Regions from separate parts of the Homo sapiens genome. Here region 2 is linked to region 1. The links are chromatin loops, found by intact Hi-C in ENCODE. Cell type or tissue: CD4-positive, alpha-beta T cell. All regions are shown on one strand.

Evidence for each region. Peaks named below come from ENCODE experiments on the same cell type or tissue, not always from the same donor. Only the 100,000 strongest peaks of a DNase experiment are listed, where the experiment ranks them.
Region 2: a loop joins it to region 1, with 5 times the contacts of the local background. A loop is called at or near these places in 6 of 110 quality-filtered maps.

What each region holds. Positions count from the first base shown.
Region 1 is chr4:154,348,591-154,351,090 of GRCh38, reverse strand. The region is part of intron 3 of DCHS2 (dachsous cadherin-related 2); the gene reads left to right. Among named protein-coding and RNA genes, the nearest start is that of DCHS2, 140 kb to the left of the region's middle. In CD4-positive, alpha-beta T cell, a CTCF peak has its summit at 1,097 (motif pointing right); no DNase peak of the experiment used is centred here.
Region 2 is chr4:153,791,352-153,793,851 of GRCh38, reverse strand. No RefSeq gene overlaps it. Among named protein-coding and RNA genes, the nearest start is that of SFRP2, 3.5 kb to the right of the region's middle. RefSeq lists enhancers at 759-928, 1,161-1,455, 1,032-1,733. In CD4-positive, alpha-beta T cell, no CTCF peak of the experiment used is centred here; a DNase peak (open chromatin) is centred at 1,381; H3K4me3 peaks cover 1,346 bases; H3K27me3 peaks cover 2,362 bases.

The DNA of each region.
Region 1 (2,500 bases):
CCATTGTCTAAATGAATCTTTTCATCACTAGAAGGCAGTTTCCTTGACATAGCTTTCATGTCAGCAAACCAGAACAAGAACTTCTTGAAGGCATGGCCAATGGGTGTCCCTCTTCCTGAACCTCTGGCCATCCCTTCTTTTCCTGCATTTTCCCTGAGATCTGACTTCTCAAATAATTTTTGAAACCTTGCACTTTTGTAAAGCTCATCTTTTTAATGGACACTAACCTATTGCTGTTGGTGAAAATAAAGGTCAAAAATAATATTAAAAGGATTTTCTGACATCTTCTACCTAAAGTTAATATTGGTAAATTTACTTTCCAATATACAAAATACATGTGATTATACCTTTTGTGATGAGATTGATAGCAAAAAAAATAGATGGTAAGTGTTGCCTAAAAATCAAAATCACAAATATAGAGATGTATAAATGGTTGCTGTGCAGTTATGGATATGTAGGTTGGCTTTAGAATAAAAATAAATATCTAAGATGTAGAAGATACCAAGTAGCAGGTATTTACATGGCTCTTACAGATGCAATGTCACTGTAAGCCAAGGCCTTGATTCTGTTTTGTGTGTCTGGGGACCAGTGTGTGCACATGACTCAAATCAGCCCCAGAAAGTAGTCAGTTGGCAAAGCATAGATGTACAGTTTCACCTTCAAGTTGAAAAAAAATTTAAAAAAAACTACAGATCTTCACAGATTGTTCTTTAATTATGTAGTCCTTTCTGCAGAGATATTTTCCAATGATTTGCTTGTTTTTGGTGCTAGTTGTTAGATGTATAATCTAAGTTGTGGCTTGTGATGAGAGCTTTCATGTTAAGGTAATTAAAATCAAAGAAATTCAGGGTAATATGTCTTGGAGATAAGAACAACTTTTTCAGAAAGTTATTGAACAGTCACCATGTGCTCATGCTACAGTTCTTTCTTTACTTGTGTCCTGTTAGCTGAGTTCCTCAGAGATCTGTAAGGTAGAGCCTACGCGTTTCCTTATGTTTCCAATGAAGAAGCAGTTGCTGAGAGAAGTTTCATGATTTCTATCAAGTAACACCAGTAGGTGGAGCAGCCAGGACCTGCTCACCTTATCACAATGGAAAATTTCAAATGAGCAGATTCCAGACTCAGAGATAGAACCAAGACTATAGAATGAAATGAAAGGAAGTGGAAGGCATTTTTATTTATCATCATTTCACAGGTATTTTATTTCTGGAACTAGCTATGCATTTTCTAACTTTTATTTTTCTAAAACTCCAAAATAAGGCTTCTGATTTATTAATTAAATAGTATTCATCAACTATCTGTTAATCGTAGCAACACGTTTAAATACATATCATGTGAATCAGCATTTGGTTACAACTGTCACACAAAAAATGCATGAGTTTTACCATAAAGGCTGTGATTTCCCTTAGTTGTTGAACCCTAAGTAGACATGAAAGGATAGTAATAATAGAAACAAAGGTTTAGTCATATTCACCATGTTTATAAAAATATTAGTTTGTGTCCATTGTCACAAATCCTCCCATGAAGTAAGGAGAAGGCAGAAATAATATGCTTTTGAAATACAGGGACATAGAAACACAGTCTGTAAATCATAATGAGTGTTGTTAAATAAAATTTATAGGAAGTCATTGGTTTGAACGGAGCTCCTGCGCTAGGCCCAACAGACCAGACCAAAATGGAGTCACTCACGCTAAAGTTTCATGGCCACCAAGCTGAAATGAAGTTGTCTATTTGACCTTCCAAGAAATCAGGAGAGAGAGGGATAATAAATAGCCAAACCCCCAAATGAGCCAATTTTAGCTGGCATGATAAGAAAGTCCCATCTGATTTAACCTTTACAAGGAAAGTAACTGTGAAATGACTTTTTGTTCCCTGTTTCTGTTTTCCTTTTCTGTCTATAAAGCCAGCCACTTCTGCTCAGCTCACTGGAACACATCGAGGTGTTTCTCAACTCTAGAATTGCAAATAAAAGCCAATTAAGATCTTTAAACTAAATTTGTTGTCATTTTGTCTTTTGGCAATATTTATTGAGCATTAACTGCCTGATTTAACTGTCATGCCAAACCTTTGATATAGGAACTAGTTTTATCTCCATTTCACAAATGAGCAAATGAATCCAAAAAAGATCAACAGCCCATAAACGTAATGAGAAAGTGACAACCAAAATGTGAACTGAGACAGTCTGGCTTCAGAGTTCCCACCTTACCATACGCCTCCTGCTGGTGTTCATGTCCTAGGGCTGCCATAACAAAGCACCACGCACTGGGTGGCTTAGACAGCAGAATCTCATTCTCTAACAGTTCTGGAGGCCAGAAGTCTGAAATCAAGGTGTCAACAGGATTAGTTTCTTCTGGAACCTCCCTTAGCTTCTGGTGTTTGTTGGTGATCTTTGGCACTCCTTGGTCTATGGCAGTGTTACTCTCATCTCTGTTTCCATTTTTGCATGTCCTTCTTTTCTGTGTCTTCTTGTGTCCTTCCTTGTGTGTGGACACCGGTCATT
Region 2 (2,500 bases), 560 kb after region 1:
ATGTACACCGGTAACATCAATCTCAAATTTTGGAATGCAAAGACTAAAGAATTTCTACTGGTCCAGCAAATTTGAGACCTTATGCTATAAATAAAAGGCTAGAGTAAGGACGTGTGCACTAAACAGAAATGGAATTTCCTCCCCACAAGTCGAGCTCGCCGAACTGCCCTCGAGGATTTTTGTGTGTGTGGTTTTTTTTGTTTTTTTTTTTTTTTTTGGTTGTTGTTTTTTAATCAGAAGCAGCCCAGAGATACAAAAAAGACATGCCATGCCTTCGCCCCATTCATTCTCCCAAAATTTCTAGGGCTATTTTCTTATTGAAGGAACAACAGAAGAAACAGAAACTGGTCTCTGCCAAGGCACCAACCCACGGCCAGCCTCCATGATATGCCTCTATCTTCCTGAGAGAAGCATAGTACAAAATAGCGTTCAGTCTATTCCCAGTCAGCTGTGGACTAAAACACTCATGGGGTGGGGAAGAACAAGAAAATGTTCTGTTGCAGAAGATTATCCTTGTAGGTGTACTTGTTTTTATCATTTTGGAGTTTGGACTGTTTTTTAGTCATTTTCTACTGAGCTTCAAAACTTCGCTGTACTTGGTTGGGGCAAAGAGGTCTCGGGAACGTGGGGTTCACACTGGCTTTGAACCCACAGACCAGATTGCTTACACAGACCTGGGCAATTACAGTTCTCTCCAGGACAGAATCCCTCAGGGCGAGAAGGGGTAGGCCCCAGACTGGCTCCTGCTTTGCCCCCAAGGAACCGCCTTCTGCGTCTCCGCCGCGCCCTTCCTCCTCCAGCGCGCCCCTTCAGGCAAGAAGGGGGCGCTGAGCTCCGCGTTGGCCTCGGCCTCCCTGGACCCTTCGTTTGCTTTCCGAGCACCCATCTGGGGCCCAGACCCTTGAAATATTTAAGGAGATACGCGCAAGAGCTCGGGGTAGGAGTTGGCAAACTGTTTGTTCTCAGACTAGACTCTTCCTAAGATGAGGGGCAAAGGCTCTCCAGACGCAGACTCTGGTCTCGTTCTCGGAAATCCGCGTCTGAACCGATGGGGTCCGAGGAGCAGAAGCGTACACGGAGGTGCACGGCCGCGGGCACAGGTCCCCCCGCGTGGCAAGAGGAAGCGGCCCAGCCAGCTGCAGGGGCGTCCTCGTTGTGGGGCCGGGTAGAGGGAGGGCCAAAGGCGAAGGAATGAGGTCATCCCCCCACCCCTCGAAAAAACCTTCCTAAAAGTAAAAATGTAAGGGATCTCAGCGTAAAGGAACCTGACTTGCAACCTCAAAGGGACAATCTCTGTTTTGGGAAATGGCGCCCCCAGATGGCTGAATCCCATGAAAAAATACTCACCCGGAGCAGGGAAGGCCTGGGTGCACGGACCCGGGGAGAGGTGACGTCACCCGCCCGGCTGGCCAGCGCACGGCTGAAAGCCAGGCGGCAACGCGGTTGGAGACACCCGACAAGTCGCGACAGGTCCCCAAGGCTAGCCCGGTAGTCACTTCACCTCACCGAGGCACATGTAACGTCAGCAGCTGTACCACTTACGGTGTGGCCCGGTTCGTTACTTAACCTCTCCATGCCTCAGTTTCCCAGTGACTGCTTGTGTGCAAAATGATCATCCGGGAGCCGGTGCTGGATTGTGTGAATTAAGGAACTAGCATTTTACACGCATCGTTCTTCTCGCTTTCACTCCTCAGAAATAAGGGTCCATCCGCTTTGATTTTACTACTTGAGAGTGGGGGTGGGAGGCTCGCTTTTCCCAGCTCTTCGCGGAGGCCAAGCGGACTCCCTGACAGGACAGAATCTGAACGTGAGAGTGAAGGTCTTGCCTGTCCAGAAACTCTTGTAGCCAGCACAGGTTTAAACAAGAAGCCAAATTGTTCTGGAGAGATTGCTGGGGGCTTTCTTTGTGCCTCAAGCTTCTTCAGTGCCCTGAGCACAGGAAACACTCAAGCAGAGAAGCAGAGCCAAACCCAGGATACGGGAGGTCGAGGCTCTTCCGTAGACCTGCAGCATTGGGGTGGGATGATGTTCATTCTGTGTGTGTTCTGGACCAAGCCCCTCTCCAGGGACCTATGGGCAGCCCCCTTTAAGCAAGATGCCCGGTGGAGTGGGCATCCACCATCACTTACCCTGGGCTTGGGTGAATAGATTTTCCGTGCCTTAAATGGGCAGGGAGGGGGTAAACATGGACGGTCCATTGGTACAAATAAAAGCCTTTGGTGGGTTTTGATCAATTGCAAGGATCGAAGGAGACCTGTGGACCTGAGGTCAACTGGCAGCAGAGAAGAGTCTGGGTTCGTGAAGGCGCCGCCGCGGTGCCGCGCCACGTGTGAGCATCCCAGGGACCAGTCTGGGGAGGCGCGCTGGGATGGGCACCCAGTGTCCCATCCCTGCGCTGCTCATATGGGCAGAGCTCCGTGCCCGCGTCCCAGCCTCCGCGGGAGGTTATTGCCCTGTTCCCCAGTGATCAATTGGACCGGTCTTAGCCCAAAAGCAGAAG